Regions from separate parts of the Homo sapiens genome. Here regions 1, 2, 3, 4 and 5 are each linked to region 6. Evidence: read pairs that join two places in POLR2A ChIA-PET (ENCODE). Cell type or tissue: CD4-positive, alpha-beta T cell. All regions are shown on one strand. Each heading gives the region's core, and the rest is flanking DNA. Links, peaks and the distances in the headings are about the cores only.

What was found. Peaks named below come from ENCODE experiments on the same cell type or tissue, not always from the same donor. Only the 100,000 strongest peaks of a DNase experiment are listed, where the experiment ranks them.
Region 1: POLR2A ChIA-PET joins it to region 6 with 10 read pairs; 9 of 35 experiments call an interaction of 5 or more read pairs at or near these places.
Region 2: POLR2A ChIA-PET joins it to region 6 with 36 read pairs; 12 of 35 experiments call an interaction of 5 or more read pairs at or near these places.
Region 3: POLR2A ChIA-PET joins it to region 6 with 175 read pairs; 12 of 35 experiments call an interaction of 5 or more read pairs at or near these places.
Region 4: POLR2A ChIA-PET joins it to region 6 with 33 read pairs; 11 of 35 experiments call an interaction of 5 or more read pairs at or near these places.
Region 5: POLR2A ChIA-PET joins it to region 6 with 42 read pairs; 11 of 35 experiments call an interaction of 5 or more read pairs at or near these places.

Annotation. Positions count from the first base shown.
Region 1 is chr11:118,018,285-118,023,140 of GRCh38, reverse strand. All of the region lies in intron 1 of SMIM35 (small integral membrane protein 35), which reads left to right. Among named protein-coding and RNA genes, the nearest start is that of IL10RA, 34 kb to the right of the region's middle. In CD4-positive, alpha-beta T cell, for the core only: no CTCF peak of the experiment used is centred there; no DNase peak of the experiment used is centred there.
Region 2 is chr11:118,043,352-118,048,207 of GRCh38, reverse strand. The region is part of intron 1 of SMIM35 (small integral membrane protein 35); the gene reads left to right. Among named protein-coding and RNA genes, the nearest start is that of TMPRSS4, 31 kb to the left of the region's middle. In CD4-positive, alpha-beta T cell, for the core only: no CTCF peak of the experiment used is centred there; DNase peaks (open chromatin) are centred at 1,397, 1,797 and 2,817; H3K27ac peaks cover 3,452 bases.
Region 3 is chr11:118,048,948-118,053,803 of GRCh38, reverse strand. All of the region lies in intron 1 of SMIM35 (small integral membrane protein 35), which reads left to right. Among named protein-coding and RNA genes, the nearest start is that of TMPRSS4, 26 kb to the left of the region's middle. In CD4-positive, alpha-beta T cell, for the core only: no CTCF peak of the experiment used is centred there; DNase peaks (open chromatin) are centred at 833 and 2,103; H3K27ac peaks cover 3,171 bases.
Region 4 is chr11:117,812,373-117,817,126 of GRCh38, reverse strand. It overlaps a transcript of DSCAML1 not described here. Among named protein-coding and RNA genes, the nearest start is that of FXYD2, 10 kb to the left of the region's middle. RefSeq lists enhancers at 1,871-1,950, 2,740-3,317. In CD4-positive, alpha-beta T cell, for the core only: no CTCF peak of the experiment used is centred there; DNase peaks (open chromatin) are centred at 166, 736, 1,596 and 2,096; H3K4me3 peaks cover 934 bases; H3K27ac peaks cover 2,543 bases.
Region 5 is chr11:118,000,076-118,004,931 of GRCh38, reverse strand. It overlaps IL10RA (interleukin 10 receptor subunit alpha), which reads right to left. Exons shown (of 7, transcript NM_001558.4): 7 at 3,449-4,856. It overlaps SMIM35 (small integral membrane protein 35), which reads left to right. Exons shown (of 5, transcript NM_001394165.1): 5 at 1-1,298. Among named protein-coding and RNA genes, the nearest start is that of IL10RA, 16 kb to the right of the region's middle. In CD4-positive, alpha-beta T cell, for the core only: no CTCF peak of the experiment used is centred there; DNase peaks (open chromatin) are centred at 1,651, 1,831, 2,671 and 3,091; H3K4me3 peaks cover 884 bases; H3K27ac peaks cover 3,878 bases.
Region 6 is chr11:117,948,388-117,953,243 of GRCh38, reverse strand. No RefSeq gene overlaps it. Among named protein-coding and RNA genes, the nearest start is that of TMPRSS13, 21 kb to the right of the region's middle. In CD4-positive, alpha-beta T cell, for the core only: CTCF peaks have their summits at 2,544 and 2,745; DNase peaks (open chromatin) are centred at 1,383, 1,853 and 2,753; H3K4me3 peaks cover 2,074 bases; H3K27ac peaks cover 3,767 bases.

The DNA.
Region 1 (4,856 bases), core at 458-4,457, 70 kb before region 6:
CTCTCTGAGTGCCTGGTAATATTTGACTGAATGAGGATATTGTGAATTTTACTTTGCTGAGTGGTAGATATTTTTGTTTGCCTATAAATATATTGGGAAGCAGTTAAGTTAGTTGGAAGCAGTTTGACCTTTTTGGGTCTTGGTTTTATGATTTGTTAGATGGGTTCGGAGCAGTAGACAAATCATAAAACCAAGACCCAGTGTAGTGGAAATAATTAGCCTTAGGCTGAACAGTCTAAGGCTAATTATTCTCACCACTAAGGCAAGAACTTCCTGAGTTCCCTATCCAATACCCTGTGAATTACGAGTTTTTCTAGTCTGGTTTATGGGAATAGGCCCTGCTTCTAGCCCTATTTGAATGCTAGACACTGTTTCCCACGAATGCTTTCAGATGATTCTCTGGCCTCAGGTAGCTCCTTTATACACAGGCACTCATTACTTATTGAATACTTGAGGGGGTCCCTCTGCACATAGCTGGATTCTTTACCTGATGTAGCTCTTTCCTCTGTCTTGTGAACTTTAGCTGCCTTGGACTGTCTCCTCAACTTACATTTTTGCTATGTTGTGTTTTCAATATCATTCAGATCTAAGTATTTTCTAATTTCCCTTGTGATATCTTCTTTTACCCAGGATGTTTTTAGAAGTGTGTTGTTTAATTTCCAAATATTGGGATGTTTTCCAGATATCTTTTTGTCTTTATTTTCCAATATAATTCTGTGGTCAGGGAACATATTGTATATTATTTTAACTTTTAAAAATTTATTGAGATTTACTTACTAAGACTTATTGTTGGGCCAGGGGCGGTGGCTCACGCCTGTAATCCCAGCACTTTGGGAGGCCAAGGCAGGCGGATCATGAGGTCAAGAGATCAAGACCATCCTGGCCAACATGGTGAAACCCTGTCTCTACTAAAATTACAAAAATTATCTGGGCATGGTGGCAGGCACCTGTAGTCCCAGCTACTCGGGAGGCTGAGGCAGGAGAATCACTTGAACCTCACTTGAACCAGGGAGGTGGAGGTTGTTGTGAGCTGAGATTGCACCACTGCACTCCAGCCTGGTGACAGAGCAAAACTCCATCTCCATCTCAAAAAAAAAAAAAAAAAAAAGACTTATTGTTTTATGGTTTAGCATATGATCTGTCTTGATGAATGCTCCATATATACTTGAGAACAATGTGTATTCCCCAGATGTTGGATGTAGTGTTCTGTAAATGTCTACAAGGTCAAGTTAGCTGGCAGTGTTGTTTGTGTCCTCTATATCCTTAGCTGATTTCCTGTTCTATCAATTGCTGAGAGAGAAGAGTTGAATTCTCTAATAATAATTATGAATTTTTAAAGTTTGTCTTTCAGTTCTACTCATTTTTTCTTTTTATATTTTAAAGCTATATAATGAAATGTCCTCTTGATGAGTTGTCCCTCTTATCATTATGAAATGTCCTTCTTCATCCTTGGTAATATTTCTTGTTTTAAAATCGTTTTTGTCTGATATCCACAGAGCCACTTCAGCTTTCCTTTGATTAGTTTTTATATGGTATATCTTTATTTTCCCTTTTATATGTGACTGTGATAAGTTAAAGATACATTTTATAAACCCTAGAATAATGAATAAAAACTATAGGAAAGATGTATAGCAAATGATATAAAATTAGACATAACGGAAAAATTTAATAAATAATTGGAAATTATAAAAAGAATTAAGTTAAAATTATGGAAATGAAAAACACCATAACAAATTAAAACACTAAGGATGATTAATAGCAGATTAGACACAGCTGAAGAAAGAATTAGTCAGCTAGAAGATAGGCCCAGAAAAAAATATCTAAGACTGAAGTTTAGAGTGACAAAAGTAAGTAAAAAGAAAAAACAATTTTATTGTTAATGTCAAACTTTTAAACTGAATTTTCAGTAACATTCACAATAATTTCCAATGTTTTACCTCCTACAGAGTAAGCTTCTAAAAGCTTTACTTTGACTTCATGAGTTAGATGAAAACATTGAGCTAGTATTAAAATTAAATTAACTGTTACTCTTTTCTTATACCAGCCATAATTCTATAACTCATGTCCATCTTAATAAATAGTAAAAAAAAAAACCTTACCCTGTGAATTTGGAAACTAAAAACGCACTGCCAAATACCTCAAGGGTTAAAGAAGATATCCCAGTGGAAATTAAAAAACATTTAGATCAGACAAAGGTAAAAATATTACGTATCAAGTCTTATAAAATGAAGCTAAAGTGATGCTTAGGGGTAAATTTAGAGCATCAAATACATATATCAAGGTACATTATACTGGAAGTTCTAACCAATACAATTAGACAAGAAAAATAAACTGAGACATATAAGAACAGAAAGTAAGAAAGCAAATGGCCTTTATTTGCGGACAATATAATAGTCTACATATCCAAGGAAGACCAGAAGAAAATGATTAGAATGAGAGAATTCAGCAACACTATTACATGGAAAACCAATATACACAAAACAAGCTCCTGTTCACACTTACAACAACATTATAAAGTACTGAGGAATAAATCTAGCAAGAAGAGTACCAAACCTTTAAGGGACAAATTATAAAACATATGACAGTCTATAAAAGATGACCCAAAATAAATGAAAACATTTGCCATACTTGTAAGTTTGTAGACTCAGTATCTCAAATATATAAGTTTTATCCAAATAAACCTATACATTTACTGTTATCTCAATCAAATTCTAATAGAGATTTTCACTGACCTTGAAAAACGAATTCCCAAATTCACAAGAAAGAGAAAAGTACTCAGAATAACTAACATGCTTATGAGGGAGGATAGAGTGGAGCGTTTATTTTACCAGCTATCAAGATTTATTTATATATTTATTTATTTAGTCAGTTAGTTATGATGGAGTCTCGCTCTCTCACCCAGGCTGGAGTGCACTAGTGCGATCTTGGCTCACTGCAACCTCTGCTGCCTGGGTTCAAGTAATTCTCCTGCCTTAGCCTCCTGAGTAGCTGGGATTACCTTTGCCCGCTACCACACCTGGCTAATTTTTGTATTTTTAGTAGAGATGGGGTTTCACCATGTTGACCAGGCTGGTCGTCTTGAACTCCTGACCTCAGTTGATCCGACAACCTTGGCCTCCCAAATGCTGGGATTACAGGCGTGAGACACCATGCCCAGCCGAGATTTATTATGAGACCATAGTAATTAAGATAATGTAGCAGTGTTTGTCATTACATGTCTAGTGTCCAGTGACAGACACGTAGACCAATAGAATACAGTTGAAAGCCCAGAAAAAGAAGCAGGCACATCTGTTTAACTTGATATATGAAAGCAGCAGCAATGAAGGGGAAAAGGATGGAAAATTAATTTCCATACAAAAATTATGGAGATAATGTATACAAAAATGAATTCCAGGTTGATTAAAGTCCGAAACTGTAAAAAACAAAACGTTAAAACTTCTAGAAAAAAAATAAGGAGTATGTCTCGGAGGAGAGATGGATGTCTTAAATAAGATTTTTAAAAAGCACAAATAGATAAATTTGATTAAAATATTAGTTAAAATTCTGCTCAAAAAAGACACTATAGGCAAACTTAAGAGGCAAACCACAGCCAAAGACTTTGGGGGACCCCTTTGCAGATCTCTGAGAGTCCTTGTCTCTGTCCAGCTCCCTTCTCTCTGGTATTTTGTCCGTAAATTCTAGCTTCCTGGGCTTCCCTGAACTTAAATTCTGACTCCTCAATTTGACTGCTGGGCTCTTTCTGGGTTTTCCCTCCTGTGCTGGAACTCGGGGAACTCACCCAGGCAATAAGCCAGGCAATCCTAGAGAGCTCTTCATTTTACTTCCTTCCTTCAGGGATCACTATTCTGTACTACCTTTGCCCATTGTTTTAGATGGTTTGTTGGTTTTCTAGTTATGAAAGTAGGAAAGTAAACCTGGTCCCTATTATTCCACCATGGCCAGAAGTGGAAGTGGTCCTAACATAATTTTCATAAAGTTTGAAAACATGTAAAACAATGCTATATATCTCTATATCTACATAGATATATAGAATTTGTTAAAAATATGAAGTAATGGTATAAAAAAGGTGTACAGCAGAGATAAACACCAAATTTGGGAGGGTATTTACTTGGAGGGAGAGATAGGAGAGGACTACTCTGAAATTGAGCTACTTTATAAGTAAGAAAGGCAGCATTTTAGAATTCTTTGAAAAATTACTAGTAGGCACATGGCTGTTCTTCATGCTATTTTATGTACTTCTTGTATGCATGAAATATTTTATAATAAAAATTTAAAAGTATTAAAAAAAAGACTAAAGAATATTAGGTAAAGGAGCATCCCAGAAAGATCAAAAGGTAAAATAGAGTAATTGTTTCTGCAACCTGCCTAAGTCAGAAGGCACTGTGTAGAAGACACAAAAAAGTAACAGTGGAGACATAACATCTCCTTCCCTCACCTCAGGGTCTCTGGAAGGCCTGTGATTTCCCTGCTGGTGCTTTCCTACTGGTATTTCCTACTTTTGGACAGACTTTTCTTTGATGAAACCCTTCAAACCCCAGCTTCCACAAACACCACCAGTATCACTATGACGCTGTGTTGACATCTGTCCGTCCACCTGTGAGTCACTAACCCTTAGTTCTTGAAGATTTGAGTCCTTGGGTCACTGTCCCTCTCTCTGTCATCCACAGAGATGATCTTCTTTGACCTTGGCCTCTTAGTTCCTTGCACTCCTTTCCTCTAATTACTGTCTCTTGCTTGGATATTGCAGTAGCCTCCTGACTGGTCCCCCTTCTCCAGCATCATTCCCTACTTCGTCAATTCTTAACACAGTAGCCAGCCAGAGACATCCTTTTAAAACATTGGGTCATGCCCTTTAT
Region 2 (4,856 bases), core at 291-4,290, 95 kb before region 6:
AATTAATTACTTCCTTTAACCTTGTTCTAAGACATAAAATCCACAAAATCAGGATTTGATATGCTAGTTAAGTCTCTTCTTAAAAACGTGAAAATAAATGCATAGCTATTAAAACAATAAATGGCTCCTGGGTACCACTATGATCACCTCCCATGTTACCAACGGATGCACCCCCACTCTGGGGGCAGTGATGGGGAGGCATGCAGAGAGAGGGCTTGGCGAGGTTCCATCTGAGCCCCAGAGACACCTCCTAAGAGACTGTCAACAAGCCCCTTGAAACGCTCTGGGCTGCTGTCTGCATCTCCTTCTTCCCAAGACACAGACCTTGCCTAGCAAAGCTTAGGCACTCAAGCCAGTACCCTGGGACAAATGTGGAGGGTCACAGAGATCCCCAGCCCACAGAAGGCATTTGCTTAGGCTGCTGTAAAGGAAGCTTTGCCTTGACTGCCCCCAAGGTGAGTGGCCATAGCTCATACTCAAAGTCTCAGTTTGGCTGCTGAAATAACTTATTTGCTTCTCTGTCCATGGGGCTTCTCCGTCCACTAAATCCTTCAAACAGAAGCACTGTTTTCTCCATCTCTCCCAGCCCTCAGTCTCTGGACAGGACAGTCTAAGGTCTGGGATCCTCTGAGATGGCTGTGGCCGGCTGTGGGTGTATTGCCCATGCCTGCTCCTAGATGACATCTTGGCTGTCCTGAGCCACCACCAAGATTCTGTTGAGGAAGAGTCAGGGCAGAAGAGCTGAGCTTCAGGGTGTCATCTGTCAAGAATGCCCCAGAATGCCAACCTCCAAAGCCCCGACTGGGGCCAGGGCTCATTCTTTGGATATTTTCTCTGTCTCCATCTCTCTCCCTTTCTCTCTGTTTTCAGACACACAACAAGTGTATGTATTCTAGAATGCTTGTTAATTGGTTAATTTAGTTAAAAACAGATGAGATCGCCAATAAATCCATGTCACAGACCACGTGTAAACATGTCACAATATGCTAACCCCCTTAGACCCTCGCAGATGCACACAACATGTGGGCCACTGACACAAGGACAAAGTGTGTGTCATTTCTCCCAAGGTCACCGCATTGGGGTGGTGGCTGACTCTCAGCAGCCGGTTTACTCCTAAAACTCATTCAGTGGTAGGGAAGCTCACTTCTATTCCTTGACTTTATCTTGCTTAGGGAAGTAATAAAACTATTCTTGGGACTGGCTTCTACAAAGAAATTTAAAATGTTTATTTATCTTAAACTCCTTTACTCAAAACAATACATTTTCAAATCTAAACATCCTTCTCTCTAAACTTAAGTATGTTCAGTATGACTCTCACTTTCTTCCTCCTCAAAGTGAGATAACCAGAACTAATTACTTTGGGAAACTCCCTATACCGACTCTCATATGAATAGACTTTGATGGACCTGTTCCTCTGTCCTCCAGACTCAAACGGTGTCAGTCTGGCTGTGAAAGAATCCCCTGGGGAGCTTATTGAAAATTACAAATTCCTGGGCCCACCTCTGGAGAGTTTCCTTGGATAGGTCTGGAGTGGGTCCCAGGTACTCCATTCTTTGAAAGATCCGTAGGGAACTCTGAAGAATTTGGGAACAGCTGCTCTATACCTGCCCTGACTTGCCTTAATTGGAGGGACAACTTGGCTCAGACTTAAGGCAAGGTTCTTGATATCCAGGCGTCTGTTGAGGTTGAGGGCTAAGCAGGCAGGAAACTACCTGATGTTAAGACTGCATTTCTGACACAGCCAGGCACCAGGACTTACAGTTTTTTGGGGCCTCCTGGTTCTTCATAAACCCTATCATCAGTGCAAAGGTTGATGCCAATCTTCCTGTGTGCTTGGTAGGAGATCACACATCCATCTAATCTAATGTGGTATCAGACCAAAGTGGCATCATCACTTAAAGATAAAGGGGCCCGACTCTGAGCCTTGTTTTATGTCATAGGAAATTGTGATCTGTCAGGGGCTGTTTCTGCCCACCTTATTGTTGCATTAGAGATCAAAGGCAGACTTTTGGTCATCAGTAGGTGGAGATCTCTATGGGTACTTGGTGCCTAACTGGTCTCTGTCCAGAGGAGGACAAAGGCTACTGATAAATTATTGAAGAGCTGCCAACACTCTATGCTGTTCTAGAAAATTTCACTCTAAGTGAAGGAAAATAACTTATTGAATATCTACCATGTGTCAGGAGCCATATAACTCTCCTTTCACATACACGTCTCACTTAATCTTCACGTTAACCTTGTGAAGTTAATATTTTAATCCCCATTTCAACATAAGAGAGGATTAAAACTCAATCTTGCCCAGAGTAATGATATTTTAGCTTCCAGATGGCCTGGCTCCAAGTCTTTTTCCGTCATCACACACTGCTAAAGCAAATATCCCGATGGTCAAGAGTTAAAAAGATCTGCCTGAAATCTGCTGTCTGTTCATTCATTATACTGGGTTGAAAGATTCAGAGCTGTACATTATCAGAGAGAGAGTGAAGGTAAAGTTTAGAGAGCAGTAAACAAACCAATGGGTCTAGTTTCAAACAGGAGATACTTGATTTTTTATTGTTATGTGATTGGTTTGTTTTCTTCAGCAATATTATTCATCACACAAATATTTCTATTGCAAAAGATGAAAATCATGTGAAATTGATGATACCTGTTTTTGACCTTTAAAAATGACAATTTTATATGGTTCAAGCTAATACTAAGGCAAAACTTGAAAGGCTCTTTTTACTTCTACTCCCTACCCCACTCCCCTGGTTCTTCATAAACCCTATCATCACCTGCTTTACACCTGCCCTGACTTGCCTTAATCATAGGGAGAACCGCAACTTGGTGACAGCCTTTCTCTCTCTCTAGTGTGTGTGTGTGTGTGTGTGTGTGTGTGTGCATGTGTGTATACCATAACTAGAATTATGTGATATCTATTCTTCTGCAACTTGAACTGATCTTTAAAACGTGGAATTGATGAGCAACAGATGAGCAACAAAGGAGGAATTCTTGATTCCAGCTGGAGAAAAGTGTAGGCTCCATAAAACCTGATGTATTGAGGGTGAGGGGGCCTAGAAGCCAATGGAGATGAAAATGTTCCATTTTTCTTGCCAAACCTGGACCTTGGGCAATATCATCTCCACATCTGCCTCCACCATTGATCCTAATAGTAAAGCCTAGGGCCTCCCACTAGGGTCTGTTGTACTTAGGTTTTGAGTTTTAGAACTTCCTTCTGATTTTGTTTGATGTGTTGCTAATCTTCCAGGGGGTTGTGCTGCTTGCTTCTTCATTTTTTGTTTTGTTTTGTTTTAAAGTTCCTTGTCAGTATAATCTAAAAGCTAGAGATGTCCAATCACCTGCTGGAGGTTTCTTCTAAGTGATCAAACTAGGAGGTTTTTTGTTTGTTTGTTTGTTTTGTTTTTTTTTTAGTAGAATGAACTTTTTTTTTTTTTTTTTGGAGATGGAGTCTCACTCTTGCCCAGGCTAAAGTACAGTGGTGCAGTCTCGGCTCACTGCAACCTCTGCCTCATGGGTTCAAGCAACTCTCCTGCCTCAGCCTCCGGAGTAGCTGGAATTACAGGTGCCCGCCACCACGCCTGGCTAATTTTTGTATTTTTAGTAAAGACAGGGTTTCACTGACCTCAAGTGATCTGCCCACCCTCAGCCTCCCAAAATGCTGGGATTACAGGCATGAATCACCGCACCCATCCTAGAAGGAACTTTAAATGGGAGTTGGAGGGGCATCTGGAGAGAAATCATGATTTAGATGGGCGGTGGGATGACCATTTGCAAGATCTCCTGGCTTTAGGTCAGTTCATCCAAATGGCTTGGTAAATAGTAAGGTGCATAATGCCACCATTACCTTCATGCTGCTTGGCACGTACTCACGGCTGCATTTTTTTTTTTTTTTTTTCAATTCTGCCAGACTTCTCAGTGACTAAGATTTGGTTTCTGGAATATGAGTAGATGGATAGATAAGTACAATTAGGGTAGATTCTTACCTAAGTGTAAGGATCTTGATACCTCTGCTTTTTGCATGGGTTTTGAGTGTTACATATCTGCAGGAAACCTGGATTATAGAAAATGCATTTCAATGCACTTCTTCAAGTTTAAGGATTTAGGAACTCCTTCTCTCCAGGGGATAATTTAGACAGAGATAAATATAGGTTGGCATTTTATCGCTTTTTTAACAGCTTTGTTTAGATATAATTCACATAACATACAATTCTCCCATTAGAAGTATATAATTTAATGTTTTTAATATATTCATGCATATCTGCAGCCACCATTACAGTCAATTTTAGAACATTTTCATCGCCTAAAAAAAAAACCCATACCCTTTAGCTAAGATAACCCCCTCCTTTTCTCCCCACTTCCCCTGGCCCCCCCATAACCTACTTTCTTTTTCTTTTCCTTTTTTTTTTTTGAGATGGAGTTTCTCTCTGTCGCCCAGGCTGGAATGCAGTGGTGCGATCTTGGCTCACTCCACCTCCCGGGTTCAAGCGATTCTCCTGCCTCAGCCTCCCGAGTAGCTGGGACTACAGGCGCCCACCACCACGCCCAGTTAATTTTTTGTATTTTTAGTAGAGACAGGGTGTCACTGTGTTAGCCAGGGTGGTCTTGAAATCCTGACCTCGTGTTCGGCCCGCCTCAGCCTCCCAAAGTGCTGGAATTACAGGTGTGAGTCACTGCGCCCAGCCTCTACTTTCTTTCTCTATAGATTTTCCTCTATAGATTTTCTGGATATTTTGTATAAATAGAATCATATAATATGTGGACTTCTGTGACTGGCTTTTTTCACTTAGCATAATGTTTTTGAGGTTCATTCAAGTGGCATGTATCAATACTTCATTTCTTTATATGACCGAATATTCTGT
Region 3 (4,856 bases), core at 284-4,283, 100 kb before region 6:
AGGAACAGGGGCTGGGGTGGGGGTCTTTGGGACCTTGAATGAGATGAGTTCTCAAAGCTTCCAGGCTAAAGAATAACATAAATGGTAGGACTTGAGCCTCCAAGTGAATAAGAGCCTTGTAAACACATTGCTTTAGGGAATTAAAGAGCTATGCTGGATGTCCAAGGAAGGCCCCACCCGTTGCCTCTAGTTCTTGGGGGAAGGCAACATTTCAGCCACCAGAGGGCGCTCAGGTTGCAGGAATGGTTTCTCAGGACTGCTGTTTGGAGGAGTTGAATAAGGAATCCAAGGAAGGGTTGCCAGAGCATGGGAGCCATGCAGGTGGGACTCCAGGACTGAAGTCCGACCTTTTCAGTCACTCTGCCATTGTCCCTGGCTGAGGCCATCAGTTAATTCATTTATTCAAGGAACATTTGCCCTGTACCTGGGAGCCCTGAGCTAGTAAGCTTTGTGTGTGTGTGTGTGTGTGTGTGTGTGTGTGTGTGTGTGTGTGTGTTTTAGAGAGTCTTGCTCTGTCACCCAGGCTGGAGTGCAACGGCATGATCTCGGCTCACTGCAACCTCTGCCTCCTGGGTTCAAGCGATTCTCTGGCCTCAGCCTCCCAAGTAGCTGGGATTATAGGCGCCCTGCCAACACGCCTGGCTAAATTTTGTATTTTTAGTCGAGATGGGGGTTTCACCATGTTGGCCAGGCTGGTCTTGAACTCCTGACCTCAGGTAATCCACCCGTCATGGCCTCCCTAAGTGCTGGGATTCCGGGTGTGAGCCACCGGACCCGGCTGTGAGCTAGTAGGCTTTGGAGACACAGAATCAGATAAGCCTGTCTGGACCCTGGAGGAACCACAGCCTAGGCTGGGAGGTGGACCTTCAACAGTGCAGTCCCCTGTGGGGTATTTGTGCTATGACAGAGGGACATGCTGAGCGTGGTGGCAGCACCCAGGATGAAGTGTTGATTCTGTCTGGGACCTGGGAGAAGGCTTCCTATTGTTGGAAGTATTTGCTGTGGGTCTCGGAGGGTGAGCAGGAGTGCCCCAGGCTGAGAGGTTCCAGGAGAGGCAGGCAGGGGCACATTATAAGCCAATGCCTATGTTTGGCTGGACAGAGAAATGCCCAGGTGGGGGTCGTGGGATGTGGCTGGAAGGAAGGGGGCGTAGGCGATCACGTTAGGGAAGAGCTAGGGGCTTATCTCAGAGGAGAGAAGCATTCTATGTGGGAGCCAGGGCAGACTCAGGTTCTGTGGGGGCCTGAGGCTTACATAGTTTTGAGGCTTTCTTAGATGAAGAATACAAAATTATAAATACAAACTTAGGAAGAGGGACTTGGAAGGGTCCGTACAAGTGAGCGGCTTGAAGCTTAGCTTGTTGGCCTCCTGGCAAATCCTCCTCTGCGTGGGAGACACATCTTCCACAATCTCCCTGCTTCCCTGCAGGGCCCCAGCCTGCCCTCAGCAGCTCCCCGCTTGCAGCAAACCACCCACTTCCCTCTCACTCCTGCCTCTCGCCCTTCTTTTGTCCCCTGGAGTCCTGAGCAGCCGTAGAAGGCCGGACGCGGGAAACTGGAGTCTGAGTTTTCCTCTGGGGAAAGGGAGGCAGAGCTGCACAGCTGTTGGGGGACGTGGGTGGGGATGACCTTTTCTATGGTGTTTATGCAAAGAGCACCCGCTACCCGCATTGTTCCAAGAGTTGCCTTTGAACCTGGACAGCAACTCTTATTCCCGCTTTAAACAATGTACAGTGTGGAAGAGTTCCCGCTCTTTGCCAGGCACTTTCACACCTCTCATGTCATCAGCGCCATGTTCTAGGGAGGCAGGCAGTACTGTTCCCTCTGCAGAAGGTTCATGATTCAGACACCTGGCAGGTGGGACCTCACACCTAGCACTCTCCCTGCGTCACCCGTGTCTCTTGTTCACAATCAACCCAAGAGTATTAGTATTAGTATAGTATTAGTATTAGTATTAGTATTAGTATTAGTATTAGTATCAACCTAAACTAAGATTGCCCTGCTGGGGCACCAGTACAGGAAAATGTGTCACTGTAGAGGTGAAACCACAGATGACATGGCTGGCTTTGTTATTCTCCCCTTCCTGTGGTGTGTTTTGATGGTAAGGGTGTGCACAGGTGGGGTGGAGCTGGCAGCCCTTGTTACACTGTCTGCACTGTAGTGAGAGTTCTCACCGTTACCCCCTTCTTGGGCTGTTGGGAGAGCTCTCGCCTGGGTTTAACCTCAATTTCAGGCTATCACCAGTGCAATGGATCGCTGAGACTCAGCCCTGATTTGCAAGATCTGCTGGGTGTTCAATATGAGGGTCTCATCCAGGGCATGGGGAGGAGAGAAGTGGCCGCTAATTTAAGTTGCCTTTAATCAAATAAAGAAAACCGAGCATCCAGCTGTGTTAGACTGTGCTAGGATAGTGCCGAATCAGGCATGGCCTTGTCCTCATGGCTCACTTCAGCATCCACGAATGGCTCCTGTGTGCCAGGCAGTGAGCTGGCTTGTGGGAGACCCAGGGGTGGGTGAGCAAGCTGTGTGCCTGAGTGTGAGAAACTCCCATCTGTTTCAGGATGTCAGCCTTTGTTATAAATCCACAGAGAACAATACAAGGCATAGCATCGTCTGTACAAAACTGGATAGGATAGTTTCTCTGCTTCTTGTGCCACCAGTTAGAATAAAAGACAATGCCTCCGATATCCACTGGTCCTTTCTTGGCTCTGCATACAGGCAAACATGAGCCTGCCTCTACCTCCCTCACACATCTTCACAAAAGCCCAGAGCAATCCCTTCTGTCTCTCCTGCTTTACTAAAGGATGAGAATCAGAAATAGGGGAATGGAATGAATCAAAGCATCTTCCCTGCCCCCAGATAAGCTCTTCTGCAGATAGGGTGGGGATGGATTGGGGGAGGTCACTGGAGCCATTTTCTACAAAGGATGCTCAAAGGTTTGGAAGTCCTGGGTCTGGGATTCAAGATGCATCCCTGTGGCAGAGGTGACAAAGGAGAGAGGAATCATCCAAGTATTTAGGTGTTTCAATGCTTCGGGCAGATCTACAAAACCCCAAAGCCTCTGAACTTGCAACCAATCAAAGCAACCCTGATTTATCCTATTTTCTGCAACATGCATGCATCGGCCGGCACTTATGATGAGGAAGCAAGGGTGGGGGCTAGAAGAGTGAGTGAAATGGAGGCTTTGAGGCAGGAGGACTGCGGGGGTGCTCAGGATGGGTGACCGCCACTTTGTATGTGTCAGTTGTTTCTGCTCCCCACCTTCTTGCCCAAGGTCTGGTGGGGATAAACGGAGAACCAAAGCTGCCTTGGGTCTCCAGATGGCAGGGGCAGCTGATGGTTGGTGTCAGTGGCTGGGTGCTAGTGCCCAGCTCACCTGGGCTGTGCATGACTCTGGCCCACTTGAGCCAGACTTGGCTTTGTCTGGGCAGGGGCCTTGGCCTAGGTTCCCCCAGCTGGCACCCCGTCTTTACAGACCTAGGAGCCCAGGAGGCCTGTGGGGCAACCTGTGCCTGGGATGCTGCCTGGGTGAAGGAAGATGTTCTGTGATTCCCCAAGGCCCTTTTCCTCTTCCATTACTTCATGTGACTCTCACAGCAATAGCACGAGGTATACATCACTCACCAGCCTCTTCATTTTATGGAAGACAACCTGGAAGGTCAGAGTGGCTCACCTGAGATTGTGCAACTGGTGTGTCCCAGGGCTGGGGCTCCAGCACACACTCCTCTGAAGGCAAGCCCTGTGCTCATTCCAGTACTGAGAGACTTCAAAGACCCTCTCTATATCCGCTCCCCACAAGGATCCTGGGCCCCTTGGTACCTTCTAGGCCCCAGTGACTCCACTTCAGCATGAGGTGGTTTGAACTCAGTGGCACAGGTCTCCACAACACCTCCCTGACTATCCTCCCTCAGCATCTAGTGTGGGAGGCACAGTTTGCACGGCGGACACATTGACGGCAATCCAAGGCAGGAGTAGTTAGTGAGGAACGTGGACTTACCCTTGCCAGACTCTTTAGATCACGCCTCCCATCAATAAACAATTTTGCGCATGCACTCTGATATTTATGTATTTATAAAGTATATTTGTATTTATACTCAAACATATATGACCATTAAAAAGCACACACGCAAAAATTAAATTAAAAGCATTAAGGATGGGCCAGGTGCGGTGGCTCATGCCTGTAATCCCAGCACTTTGGGAGGCCGAGGTGGGTGGGTCACCTGAGGTCAGGAGTTCGAGACCAGCCTGGCCAACATGGCAAAACCCCGTCTCTACTAAAAATACAAAAATTAGCCGGGCGTGGTGGTGTGTGCCTGTAATCCCAGCTACTCAGGAGGCTGAGGCAGGAGAATTGCTTGAACCCAGGAGGTGGAGGTTGCAGTGAGCAGAGATCGCGCCACTGCACTCCAGCCTGGGTGACAGAGCAAGGCTCTGTCTCAAAAAAAAAAAAAAAAAAAAAAAAAAATTAAGGGTGGAACAAACATGCGAGAATTGCAGCTTCCCTTCAAATCACTCACAGACGGTTCTGGGGTCCCCAGCCAGTGTCTCAAATTCAATGTTTGGACCAGTCTCCCGGCCACTCTTGGCAGGGGCCATTGCCCCTCTCTGGCTCTGTGTGGCATTGTCTCCTGTGGTCCCTGGTGCCAGGGCAGTGGCTACCCTGTGGAGGCCTGGAAAAGATCCCTGACCCCTGCCCACCCCTGACGTTGCTGCTAAAGCTCACGCTGGCAATGTCCCTGGGAAGTTTAGTGAAATAGCGCTCTTACTTAAAAAAATATATTTTTGGTTGCAAAAGTAGTACATTATGATTATTGGCAAAATCATCATCGTTTTCACTTGCTTTTTTTTTTTTTTTTT
Region 4 (4,754 bases), core at 1-4,000, 140 kb after region 6:
GGCCAGGAGAATTAGCCTGTGAGCCAGCAGCCAGTCCCACACCTATCCCTTGCTAAAGGGTCCACCATCCAAACCCATCCAGCCTCTGAGCAGCTCCAGAGAAAGAGCCCTGTGGGCATGGGGGCAGGAGGGCTTCTGCTGGGTTCTGGCAGGCACTTCCTGGCTGGGTGGCCTGGACTTCCCCATCAGAGGAAGAAGAGCCTCAGACAGGCCGATCGCTAGCTCCTACAGGCTGATCTCCTGTCCAGGGTGAGGGTGCCCCTGGCATGGGCCTCCAGTTTTTCTAAATGCTTTGGGGCATCAGGAGAAATCTCCACCCCACCCCCCCAGCAATTCCGAACTCTCTCTCTTGTACAGGGAGCAAGGAAGGGGTGCCCCCAAAGAACTGAGCGTCTCCACTGGCGCTGCGTCTAGTGAAGGAAGTGGGCTCCCTGGACAGACGGGTGGGAGTGGAGGGCGTGAGGGGTGTTGTGCTGAAGAAAGGCCCAGGGCAGGGGGTGGTGTAGCGTCTCCTCCCAGACTCTCCAGGCTTCCACCCTCCCTCCGCTCTGCTCGGCAGGGCTGCTGTGGGGGAGATTAGTCGCCTCCCTGTTGATCCATGGCCCCAGGCAGCTGAGCTCTGAACTGCAATTCATCAGGGGCCTCTGGGGCGGGTAATCTGTGCCTCACCAAGCGCCCATTCTTCATTCCTAGCAGGCTGCCTGACAAATGCCTGGCCAGCGGAGATCAGAGGCAAATGCCACGGCAGCTCGGCCCTGTTGTCAGAGCGAGTCACTGGCTGGGAAGATGGATTGGGCCTGGGCCTCGGAGCCAGGGCCACAGCGGCCTCCTTCCGGGACATTGGGAGGGCAGTGCTGAGCCCAGGGCTGCACTGGGAGAGCCACGGAAGGGCCCGAGTGTCCTAGCCTTGGAAGAAAGCCTGGGCCCAGACTCAGTGCCCCCTCCCAGTTTTGGCTGCAGGAGGAGCCTCACAGGCTGGGGACACTTCATAGTTTGCCGTTGAGTGACTGAGGACTTGGGAAGAAATCCTGTTTAGAACTTCAAACGTTCATTCCCAGAGCTTCAACCTGACACTGGAGGGGCAAAGAAGGTGGCATTGGGAGATTGGGGGAGGGTCTCCCCCAGGTGTGGAGGGACCTCATGCCTAGAAGGGACTGGGACGAGCTATGTTCAGGAGTGGCAGCTCCCCAACCCGTTTTGGCAGATTTCATTTTCAGTTTGTAGGCAGTGGGGCCTCAGATGTGAAGGCAAGCTCAGAATTTAGGGAGACTTAGGGTCCCCTGGCAGGGCGGGAGACCAGGGCAGAGCACCTGCCAGGGGACCCTGAGTCTCCCTGAATTCTGAGCTTCCCTTCACAGGGTGCAGGTGACACCAGGTCAGGAACAGTCCTGGAACAGTGGAGGCCCAGCCTGGCCTGTCCTGCTCCTATGGGCTTGCTGGGCTACCTGCTGTCACCCTGAGTGACACCCCGAAGTTCCTCAGCCCCAGGAGGCCGCCAGTCACCGCGGCTGCTACTGTCTCTAGATGTCTAAACTTGGTTCCCTTTTCAAGAAATGCTCACTGTCACTTCCCCAAAGGGCTTCTTTGGTGTCACTGAGAGGAATTCCCCCTGGTGAGCAGGGCAGCAGGGAGGGGAGAAGAGGGCAATGTTCTGAGCTGGGGAAGCAATTTGTGGCCCCGGAAGCCCTGCCTGCAGCTCAGTGCAGACCACACCGTGGAAGGTGGAAAATTGGTTTCACTGCCAGCTCTGCCCTTGGCTTGCTGTGTGACCTTGGGAAGGCCCTGGTCTGTCTCTGGACTTGGCTTTGGAAAAAACAGACACAAGACAAAAGTCCCAAGCTTCAGCTCACACGTCAAGGAGCTGTGACTTTTCAGGGGAAGGGGTAAGGGGAGAGCTGTGGCTGACCCCCTTGTTCCCTCCCGCCCCTTGGATAGCTGTTCTTAGAGAAAAGCTGGATACACCCCCACAGCCCCTGCAAATACACACTTGGCTTCCTCCCGGCAGTGAACACAGAGGCGCCCAGCAAGTGATGAAGGCAGACAAAAAGACACACTTGACAAAGCAAAGGAGATGAGGCTGGCTTGGCCCCGAGCCAGGAGCATGCTGAATTCTCTTGTGGTCTTTGTTTCCTGAATGGCCTATCAATCAGTAACCGAGTGCGTGCCAAACCCAGCCCACACGGGAACCCGGTGTCCTCGGCTCTCCAGTAAATACTACTTCAGGTCTCATGTCCGAGGACCATATGCTCCCAACACAGCTAATAAAATCATCCAGGAGTAGCCTGGAGGCCGCAGACACCCGCCCCAGGGGGCAGGAGGGGGACGAGCCAGGCTGGGCCTCCGCTGTTCAAGAGTGTTCCTGACCTGCTCTCTCTAGCACCCTGGGCACCTGCCAGGGGACCCTGAATCCCCTGAATTCTGAGCTTTGCCTTCACATCTGAGGCCCCACTGCTTATAAGCTACATGAGGGAGGGATTGCATCTGAAAGTTCACCCACCGATCCCAGTGCCTCACCCCCCTTTGGGCACTTAGTGCACCCTCCATACATGTTTACTGAGTGCACACGTGACTGGTTGAGTAGAGGAATGAATGAGTGATTGATTACCAACCAGGTGGACCACCCCTGTCCCTGCTCCATGCCTCCAGGAGCAAGGAAGTTGTGGGGTCAGGGTAGGCAGCTGGGGTGGTCAGAGGTGTGCGTGATCCCTTCTTCCTTGGCCTCACAGCTAAGGTCACAGGCTTTGGAATCAGCAGACCTGGATTTGAGCCCTGGCTTAGCCAATTATGAACTAAGTTTCATGCGCATCCGTGTGAAGAGAACCACCAAACAGGCTTTGTGTGAGCAACATGGCTGTTTATTTCACCTGGGTGCAGGCGGGCTGAGTCCAAAAAGAGAGTCAGCGAAGGGAGATAGGGGTGGGGCCGTTTTATAGGATTTGGGAAGATAATGGAAAATTACAGTCAAAGGGGGTTGTTCTCTGGTGGGCAGGGAAGGGGGGTCACAAGGTGCTCAGTGGGGGAGCTTCTGAGCCAGGAGAAGGAAATTCACAGGGTTAATCACTCAGTTAAGGTGGGGCAGAAACAAATCACAATGGTGGAATGTCATCAGTTAAGGCGGGGCAGGGCCTTTTCACTTCTTTTGTGATTCTTCAGTTACTTCAAGCCATCTGGGCGTATAGGTGCAAGTCACAGGGGATGCGATGGCTTGGCTTGGGCTCAGAGGCCTGACATTCCTGCCTTCATATATTAATAAGAAAAATAAAACAAAATAGTGTTGAAGTGTTGGGGCGGTGAAAATTTTGGGGGAGTGGTATGGAGACAGAATGGACGATGTTTCTCCGGGCTGCTTCAAGCGGGATTAGGGGTGGCGTGGGAACCTAGAGTGGGAGAGATTAAGCTGAAGGGAGGTCTTGTGGTAAGGGGTGATATTGTGGGGTTGTTAGAAGAAACATTTGTCATGTAGAATGATTGGTGATGGCCTGGATACGGTTTTGTATGAATTGAAAAACTAAATGGAATAAGAGAAGGAGAAAAACAGGTATAAAAGGTCTAAGAATTGGGAGGACCTAGGACATTTAATTAGAGAGTGCCTATGGAGATTCAGCATAGTCCTGCCAGCAAAGATTATTTATTTACTTCAAGAGTTAAGAGTGGCAATTTGGAGATAGCACGAGGAGATATCAGCTGTGATGGCTTGGAGAAACAGTATAAACCGGCAGTGTAAACAAGAGCAGGGCATGTATGAGTAGTTGAGAACGGTGAATAGGAGTATGACTAGACAGAAGATAGTAGGGATGACAAGTTTTTTGGGGCACAGTCGAAGTTGGTCTGGTGTCTGGAATGAGACTGGGGCCTAATAAAAAGGAGCATCTATACAGGAGGTTAAATGGGCTGTACCTTGTAGCATTCTGAGGACATGTCTGACTTCTGAGAAGGGAAAGTGGTAAAAGTATTGTCCAGTCCTTTTTAAGTTGGTGGCTGAGCTTGGTGAGGTGTGTTTTTAATAGACCATTAGTCTGTCACTGAATACTAAGAGCCTGAAAAAATGCTTGGCTGATTTGACTAATAAAGGCTGGTCTGTTATCAGACTGTATAGAGGTGGGAAGGCTAAACTGAGGAATTATGTCTGACAGAAGGGAAGAAATGACTGTGGTGGCCTTCTCAGACCTTGTAGGAAAGGCCTCTAAAAGTATTAAAGCAGTGGCAGCCGCTGCACGCAGACATGAGGGCTAGGCTAAAACAGTAAGGTCAAGTTGTTTGCACAGAAAGGCTACAGTGTGCGGTCCTGGCTCTTGTGTAAGAATTTTGACTGCACTAACCATGCCTAGGAAGGAAAGGAGTTGTTGTTTTGTAAAGGATTGAGGTTTGGGAGATTAGTCGGACACGATCAGCAGGAAGAGCACGTGTGTTTTTACGAGAATTATGCCGAGATAGGTAACAGATGAGGATGAAATTTGGGCTTGACTGAAGTAATGGGGGCTGTCTGTGAAGCCTTGTGGCAGTACAGCCCAGGTAATTTGCTGAGCCTGATGGGTGTCAGGGTCAGTCCAAGTGAAGCGAAGAGAGGCTGGGATGACGGGTGCAAAGGAATAGTAAAGAAAGCACGTTTGAGATCCAGAACAGAATAATGGATTGTGGAGGGAGGTATTGCGGATAGGAGAGTATATGGGTTTGGCACCATGGGGTGGATAGGCAAAACAATTTGGTTGATAAGGCATAGATCCTGAACTAACTTGTAAGGCTTGTCTGGTTTT
Region 5 (4,856 bases), core at 759-4,758, 51 kb before region 6:
ACTAGTCTGTACCCCTCCCTGAGCCTCTCAGCTCTACAGATTAGACAACTTACTAAAGGGAGCCCTCAGCTGCACCCTTGATGATGGGCTGTGATTGACCAAGGAGCCCCAGTGAGGCTCCTGGCTGGGCTCTGCAAGACAGATGCCAAACACAGCCGTGGCTCCTGTGACTCGATGAGTTGAAGGGATGGCAGCCTGCTTTTCCTCAAGGCAGGAAGTCATCGCGTGAATATTCTAACTGTATTGGCTGCAGGGGTTTGGGGATCTTCTCCAAGCCGGCGTCCTTACCTTCACACTAAGGGCTATGAGCTCATTCACTCTCACATGGGAATCCCTAACCCTGAGCCTCACAGATCCAGGCCAGCCTTGCCAATTGCTGAAAGACCTTTTCTTGGATGACTTGTCATTATTAAGCCAGAACTCATCATCTCCCCTCTCCCTCCACACCTCTGTCTCCCTTCCATGTCCATATTTCGCTTTTCTCATCATCGGGTTCAAGTGTGACTAGCACTTCTGAGACCTCCTTCTTTCACTCCAGCCTGTTGCCCCATCTTGATAATGCTTCCTTTAAAATGTCTTTGAGTCTGTCCCTTTCTCTCTGTTCCCACTGCCCCTGCTCAATACTGTCATTTGATTAGACTATTGTATAAGCCTCTCTTATGAACTGAATATTTTTGTCTTCCCCAAATTCATGTTGAAGCTGTCACTCCCAATGTGACGGTATTTGGAGGTAAAGCCTCTGGGAGGTAATTGGTTTAGATGAGGTCATGAGGATGGGGCCTCCATGATGGGATTAGTGCCCTTGTAAGAAAGTGGAAGAGAGACCAGAGTTCTTTATCTCCACCGTGTAAGGCCACAGCAAGAAGGAGGCCGTCTCCAAGCCAGGAAGAGAGCCCTCCCAGGGAACTCACTCAGCTGGCACCTTGATCCTGCACTTCCCCACCTCCAGAACTGTGAGAGATAAATGTCTGTTGTTTAAGCCACCCAGTCCATGGTGTTTTGTTATAGTAGCCCAGCCTAAGACAGCCTCCTACCCTGTTTCTCTGCCTCCTGCCTCATCCTTCATGTGGAATACTAGTTTCTTTCACATCACTTATCACTGATTGTAGTAATACGTTTGTTGTGTTTATTTGCTTGGTGTTTATCTTCATAACCAGATGACAGGCTCCATGAAGCCACACTTGTTTGGTTCACCACTCTGTACCCAGGGCTGCACACCATGTCCAACACATAACAAGTGCTTCGTAATGTTTTTTGACAAAATGAAATGCTGACTACAATAAAAGTCTCCAGCCAGGTCTCTTTGCCTCCTGCCCCATCCTTTCTGATTCATGTCTGATGCTTTGGATAGAGCCATATTCTTAAAACACAAGTTTTATCCTACCCAGTCCTTCTTCGGCAGAGTGTTTATTGGGTCCCACAACCCTTTTTGGAGGTTTATGGGAAATTAAGTGAAGTTAGGATCGAGATGATAGTGGGAAAATGTGCTGTGTGTCATTAATAACAATGCATTTAATTTTAAATTGGGGTTTACTTCAAACCCAAAACTGTGGGTTTGCTTTTTTAACCCATGAGCACAACAGGAAATGAATGAGTCAAGCTTCCTAGTATCTAGGGTCCTCTAGGTTGAGGCTTGATCAAATCAGCCCTGACTGCCCAGACCTGCCACTTAGGCAGCAGACCTGTCAGTGGTCCCAGGTGGTCACAGCCTACAGCTTCCCTTGCTGTGCTGTTCCCATGTGGGGCTCAGAGACCTTCCACCCAGCAGAGCAGCATGGGCTCTGGGGGTGGGACCCAGCTTCCTAGGGACTGTGTGTCTTCTGTGAAAGTGTGAACACTGAGGCCGGGGGATGAATATATGCTGGGTAGACAAGGCACACCCTGACTATAGCTATTTACAAAGTTGGGAAAACACAGTTTATTGAATTTCCTCTTCACTCAATGGTGGCCCATTTACCCCCTCTCTGTACTAAGAGGAAGTTCCATTAGCTCACACAAAGACAGCATTACGCATTCCTCAGCTTGGAAAAGCCCTTGAAGGAGATTGCTCAGTTGAAGAACAGCTGGGGCCTTCTGTTGGGGGCTGTAATCCAAATTCCCAAGAAATCTGCAAGTGTCTCATCAGCCCCGGCTGCTTGGAAGGACTCGCTCAGTTTCTCCCAAGGGCCTGTCTGTGGTGAGTGGTTACAGAGCAGCCTCAAAGCAGAGATGAACCAGCGCAAACTCCTACTCATTCCACAGAAACGGAGCAGGCAGGGCCTGCACCAAGGGCTGTGTCTTCTGACTTCCTTCTGTCCTGCAAGCTGCTCTTTGATCTGTCGTATCCAACCAAACTGGCTGCAGTTCCTTGAATGTAATTCCTTTTACTCTCTGAATCTTTATATTTAGACCTTAGGGGCCTTTTCCATGGGGAATAAGCCATCGCTAACACCTCATTTCCAGGAGAAAGTGACCAACACTACTTTTCTTTCCAATATTGACAAGGAGGGCTCTAGGGCAAAAGCCTGAGCAGGTCTGAAATGGCGTGATATTAGTCAAGTTCTCTGAAGATGATAGGATCAGCACTTCCTCAGAACTAGTTATTTTCTCAGAATGAACTGGGTGAGGCAAGATTGGAGATGACACAGGGGAAAAGAGGTGAGGTGTCCCCAGTCACCTTCTAGGGGATTCAGGTAGGACGAAGAGAAAAGCACACCCAGGAAGCTCAGGCCGCGGGCCTGGGTTTGTTCTACCCACTGGGCTGAGCATGGGGAGAAATTCAAACCCACATGGGGTTTTTCATGGAGGGAGCAGGCTGCTTCTAGAATAGAGTGCAGATGGCTTCCGCACTTAGGAGAACCACCACTGGGACATGCCTCCTGGGCAAGGGGAGCCAGGGACAGGGCTCTGGGAACAGAGCTCCAGGGAGGCCCAGTTTGCTGTCTTCCTGGAAAGGAGGGGTTTCCAGGTTCTTCTCTCCACATTGTCAGAACTCACATCCAAAACGTTGCATTGTGCTTTCCACCTCTTCCTTTTCTGTCTTCTGAAAGAGTCCCGCTGCACACTCCTTATCGCTTTCATTTTCACTTGTTTCCAAGAAAAGCTGTCCATTTTTCTTTACAGACTCAACAGCCAATGACAGCTAGTGGCACATAGTACCACATGCCTGGCACCATGTTAAACTTTTTATGTGCAATTTCATTTACACCTCACAACATCCTCATGGGGAGTTGTCAACTCCACGTGACAGGTGGGGAAATTAAAACTTGGAGAGGATAAGTAATGGGCCCAAGGTCACAATACAGGTAGCATGAGGACTCCCTGGGTCTGTCAGATTTAAGCCTGAGTCCTCAGCCCTGTTTCCTTAAAGTGACATCACACATCCCACACATTATTACCCTCCTCATTATCAACAACCGAGTCCTCCATGAGCCAATGTGCCATCAGCAATCTGACTAGTTTCACACGATTCCTGTGGTCTTGACAATTTATTGGAATAAAAAACATGTATCACTTATTGACAGAGCTTTGTGTTCAAGGCACATTCATACCCATTTCCTCAGCAGAACCTCACATCCCTACGAATTAGACAAGTCAGTCATTATTCTGCAGATGAGGAAACTGAGGCTCCAAGAGGATAAGTGACTTCTCCAAGGTCATACCACTGGAAACAGCAAAGTCAGAGCTAGAATTTCGGGGCTCCTGAGATATCCAGAATTCTTTCACTGTGCAATGCTGCCTCTCCAATAAATAAATGAACAAAATAAATAAATAAAGCTTTCAAGGGAACCCTGAGGAATCCTCCCTCAAGCCTGCCTCCAGAGGGAGTTCAGTTACCAGACTGGCACCTAAGAGTACTTTGGCAGAGGGGTGGGGGTCATGGCTGGATTCCCTGGGCCAGAATATCTGTTTTCAGAATGCTCCAGAGAAAGGCAGGGCTGAGATGACTCTGGATGGCACGCACAGGCCTGTCCCCTCACAGCTTCCATGCCTGTGGACTGAACTGCCTTTGTTTGAAGGCAGAGTCCAAATGGCCTATGGGGAGGCAGGGCCCATAATGCCCCCTTCTGGGGCTGTGTCTGATACTGTCTTGGCATGACACCATGGACTCCCATTGGATCTGTTAGCCTCTGGCATAAGAAACAAGCCAGCTTGGTAGTCCACGGACAGTATCTGCATTCTCCCAGGACCAGCTTGGCTAATACCCAGCAAACATGGAGGGTCCCCTAAAGGTGGAGTCCTTATTTCACAGATGGGAGATTGAGGCCCTCTGACAAGTGGCTAGTCCAAAATCACACAGCTGAACACCAACAAGGCAGGGACCCCAGCCCAGTGCCCAGTGGCTTATCCTCTGGGTCTGTAGCTGGACATTAGCAGCAAACACAAGCACAGGCCTCCAACCCTGACCCTCTGGGGCTGGCATGAGCTGGTGCCCAAGCCCAGAGGCCGCCCAAAGGGCTGAGTTATGACCAATACAAAAAACCATGGCTTCTCTGGAAGTTGTCAGCAAGATGGTGGGGCAGCAAAGTGAGGATGTGAGTGGCTTGGCCTCAGCAAGTGCCCCAGGGGGATGCTACTCCATTTGTTGGAGAGAGGGAGATATTTGCAGATGGGTGCCAGAGGTACCCACCAGAGGGATGGGTTCTGAGCTGGAAGCCCCATCCAGGGTCTCGGCTCCCTTTGTCTCCCCTCAGTGAATCCATTATGATGTGTTTGAGTGTCCAGAAAATATATACCTTAAGATCTTCCAGTGACAAGCTTCCTGCCCCAGAGGCCCGATGAGGGGAGGTTCCCCATGTGACCATCATATCCTCCTTTTTCCCCTAAAAATGACCCCAGCAGCAAGGCCCTGAAGCTTCCATTCCTACAGCCCTTCC
Region 6 (4,856 bases), core at 548-4,547:
GCCAGAGATTGATTGCAAGGGCAGAAAAGCTGGGTGGGGTGGGAAGTAAAGGAGGGAGGGAGAGACACTTAATAGCTTTTCAAGAGAGGAAGTAGGTGGGGCCTCATGTTTTATCAAAAAAACCACCAGAGAAAAATGTCAGCTGTGGTTGTTTTGGGTAGAAAAGACTCTGAGGTTAAACAATTAATGTTTCTTCTAACTTTTCTATATTTTCAGAATTTCTTCAGCAAACTTGAAACAATAGTACCTAACATTTATTGTGCATTTACTGTGTGTCAGACACTGTTCTAAGCACTTTATATAAATTAACTCATTTCATCCTCACAACCACACTATTTTAACTCCTTCTTACAGATGAGTACACTGAGGCACGGGGATGTTAAGTCATTTGCCCCGGCTACATAGCTAGTAAGCGGCAGAGGTAGGATCGAACAGTTTGGATCAGAGCCTGTGTGCTTAGCCTCTATACACTACTACATACCATCTGTATAATGTGAAAACATGAATGAAAAGAAAACCTTGTTATGTAACTACTCAGTCACCTGCGCACTGTCCGTTTGAAGTGGGGAGGTAATAACGCCAACATTCGCCATGTACCTACTTGGGTCCAGCTAATTTACCTCCATGCGCTCATTTGGAGCTACAGTCCTGAGTGGTAGCTACTCCCCACGTGGCTGCTGGGGACCCGAAAGCTGGCTAGTGTGACCTGAGATGTGCGCCTGTAGTCCCAGCTACTCGGGAGGCTGAGGCAGGAGAATGGCGTGAACCTGGGAGGCGGAGCTTGCAGTGAGCCGAGATCGCTCCACTGCACTCCAGCGTGGGCGACAGAGCAAGACTCCATCTCAAAAAAAAAACCACTGGATATCAAAGAGTTCATATTTATATATATATCCCATTCATTCTTTAATTGATTACATATCTAAATGACAATATTTTGGGTATTCCGGGTTAGAAAAAAGATATGACTAAGGCCAATTTCATTTAAAAAAATGTTTGTGACATGTAGGTACTACATTTTAAAAAATCACATATGCGGCTTGTGTTTGTGACTTGTGTTCCATTTCTAATGGGCAGTGTTGGCCTAGAAGGGAAGGGTTGCCCTCTGCCCCGCTTTTCATTGAGGACACTGAGTAGTTAAGTAACCTGCCAGGGTCCCACAGCCGCAAAGGGTGGAGGCAGGGCTGGCATCAAGCCTGTGACCCCACCTGGCCACACTGCTGTTCTTTCTGTCCTACTAAAGTCTTGAATCTGCACTGGTCAGACGAGCATATGTGCTTGAAACAAGTCATGAACAAGGAGTTTGCACCGATTCCCTGAATCAGACATGCATGGCACCTGCTGCTGTGAGGCACCAGCTCCCACTCGCAGGCTCTGTGCAGGGCATCCGCTGCGACGATGAGAGCCCACACACACTGAGTGCTCACCACCCACCAGGCATGGTGTGGGGCACTGCGTGTGTCTATCCTGATCTGATCCTCACACCGACCCGATCCAGCTGCAGTCAGGAGTTCTGGCTTATAGATGAGGCAACTGAGACTTGGAGAGATGAAATCCATTGCCCAGGGTTACACAGCCAGTGTTCAGTACAGCTGGGTTGCAATTCTGACTTTGCCTGAGCTGTCTTGCCAACCCTAGACTTAGTGGGGAGGGTGACATACATGCTCAGGTGACGCTAACACAGTGTAGAAAGTGACTGGTGATCTAGCACAGGGCCAGAGTGAAGCAGACAGGTGCCCCCTGAACTAGTAGTACTGATAAACAAGGGACACAAGAGAGCTAAACTAGAAAGTCAACGCATCCCAGATCAAATCTAGATACCAGCTGACTTTAGGCTGCAGAGAGACTCAACCACAACTTGGTCTACGTGCCAACAAGAGGAAGAAAGCCTCCGTGAGAGGGAGGGCCTCCAGTGCACAGTACAGGTCTCCCTAGGACTGAGAGGCAGAGCTTGAAGGTAGAGTGCATTTGGTGCTAGAATCCTTCTAGCAGGGTCTGGCCTGGTCAATCCTGGGATGAGGAAGGTCCTCTGGAAGGCTGAAGAGCCTACGAAGTTCGCACACCTCTCTTGTGAGGGTTTGTTGCACACTGGATGAGCAGCTGGCTTCCTGAGGGTTTGCTTCAGTGGCTGAGTCTGTCTGTAGCCTGAAGTGAGCTTCTCTCTGGGGACAGAATTTATTGCTCTGCTGACAAGAGCATTCTGGACTCTGTGGCCACCAGGTTTCTTGTGGCAAATGCATGCACGTCACTTTGGAGAATTCACTGGCCTTTGTCCTGGGCTCTCTCCCTTTGGCTTTGTCTCTGCAAATCTCAGACTATCTCCAGGTCTGGATCTTTCTAGAAAGGTTGCTTCTGTTTACCTGTTCCCCAGGTGCCACCACAGTAGCTCTGGACAGGTGGAGTCAAAAGTGGTGCTGAGCTGCAGGTGACCACCCAGGGTTTACTGCCCAGTTCCCTGGATGGATTCCAGTGGGTATTTGTGTGTATGTGTTGGTGGGGGCAGTGGAAGGGTTAATAATAGGAAGAATTCTTGCTTGTTTTGGGTTGGAGGAGGATAACTGTGTTTTTCTAAAAAGTTAAAAATCACTTTCTTATGCTTTTTGGTTTGATGTGAATCATTTCTTCAGGACCTTTTCATCTCAGAGAATTCACAAACTCAAGGTTCTGGGCTTGACAAGTGAGAAACAAACCCCAGGTTGAGGTTAAACTATCAAGATAACATCACTCCAGCCAGCCAGCTGCTTTCCTTGACGACACCCTCTACCGGAGGGTTTCTCAGCCTCAACATTTGTGACATTTTTGTCTGGGTAATTCTCGTGGAGGGCTGTCTTGTGCATTTTGGGGTTGTTAGCAGTGTCCTGGCCTCGATCCAATTGATGCCAGCGGCATTCCTCACCACTAGTTGTGACAACCAAAAATGTCTAGAGATTGCCAATGTGCCTTGATTGAGAACTGCTGCCCTATGTATTCAAAGGTTCTTTCCAATTTCAACCCAGAGCAACTGCTATGGAAGTTCAAAAGAGAGAAAGTGCTTTTATCTGAATGTTGGGGGCAGGGGGGCAAAAGAAGCATTCTTTCTTTTTTTTTTTTTTTTTGAGACGGAGTCTCACTCTGTCACCCAGGCTGGAGTGCAGTGGTGCAATCTTGGCTCACTGAAACCTCCGCCTTCCAGGTTTAAGCAATTCTCTGCCTCAGCCTTCCGAATAGCTGGGATTACAAGTGCACGCCACCACGCCCGGCTGATTTTTGTATTTTTAGTAGAGACGGGGTTTCACCATCTTGGCCAGCCTGGTCTTAAACTCCTGACCTCGTGATCCACCCATCTCAGCCTCCCAAAGTGCTGGGATTACAGGCGTGAGCCACCGCACCTGGCCAAAAAGCATTCATTTTAAAATTCATTTATATATTTCATACGTAGGGTGTGCGTGGTTCAGGGCACAGGGATGGAGTCAGACCTGAATTTAAATCCTGCTTCTCCCACTTATTAGTTATGCCATCTTCAACAAGTTACTTAACATCTCCTGGCCTTAGTTTCCTCATCTATAAAGTGGGAATAACAGCGGTACCTGGATGCAAAGATGAAAAGAGAGATTGAAAGGAAAGAGCTTGTAAGTGCTCAATACACATTGGGGATTATATCCTAAAAATCAGCCAAGGCCTCCCTGCTCCTCAAGATTTAGATAAGACAAGCTTGAATCTCAAGCCCCAGGCCTGATGTGGTCTGGAGCCCTGCTTGAGAGGAATTTCCAGGGGGATGTGTGGGCCACCCTGCCTTTACCTCTGGGCTTCTGTTTTCAAACGTGTGTTTTCTGTTCTGCTCCATGGGTAGCAATCTCAGTTCTTCCCTTGATTTCCACCAAAACCAAGACAGAAACCAAATTAAGAAGTAAAAATCCCCTTGCATAAAACATCCATGACTATGATCGATTTTGTGAAAATGAAGGGCTCAGAGGAGAGACCACATTGTGCCCTGATTGGACACACGATTGAATGCACACATTGATCTTCCTGGCTTGAGAATCACATCGGGCGCCTTGCCATGGGAGTCTCTTATTGAGGCATCATCCTAAGTGCCGTTTCTTCTTTATCTCTGTCTTCCTTCCTCACTGTTCAATCTTCTCCTCCATCTCTCTCTGTCTCCTTCTCACCATTCAGGTGTCATCTTACATCACCTTCTTAGATAGATCCCTGACCTCATTTTTAGAGGTGCCTCCCTTCTTTCCCATTAGCCACTTCCTTTTTATTTTTATTTTTTATTTTTTGAGACAAAAATAATTTTTTTGGTGGGGGGACAGAGCAAGACTGTCCCCCAGGCTGGAGTGCAGTGGCATGACCTCTGCTCACTGCAACCTCCACCTCCCAGGTTCAAGCAATTCTCCTGCCTCAGCCTCCCCAGTAGATGGGACTACAGGCATGCACCACCACGCCCAGCTAATATTTTTGTGTTTTTGGTAGAGAAGGGGTTTTGCCATGTTGGCCAGGCTGCTCTCGAACTCCTGACCTCAGGTGATCCGCCCACCTCAGCCTCCCAAACTGCTGGGATTACAGGCGTGAGCCACTGCGCCCGGCCCTAACATCCTTCTTCTATTCCAGCATCTGATCCAGGGTGTCATAATTAGTTGCCATGTCTCCATAGGCTCCTCTTGGCTGTGACAGTCTCTGGGTAGAGGTGAGCCACCGCGTCCGGCCAAAAATATTTTTAATTAATTAATTAATTTTTTTTGGCGGGGCGGGGGGTGTCTCTCTCTGTTGCCTAGGCTGGAGTGCAGTGGTGTGATCTCCGCTCACTGCAGCCTCAATCTCCTGGGCTCAAGTGATCCTCCCCCCTCAGCCTTCCAAGTACCTGAGACTACAGGCAT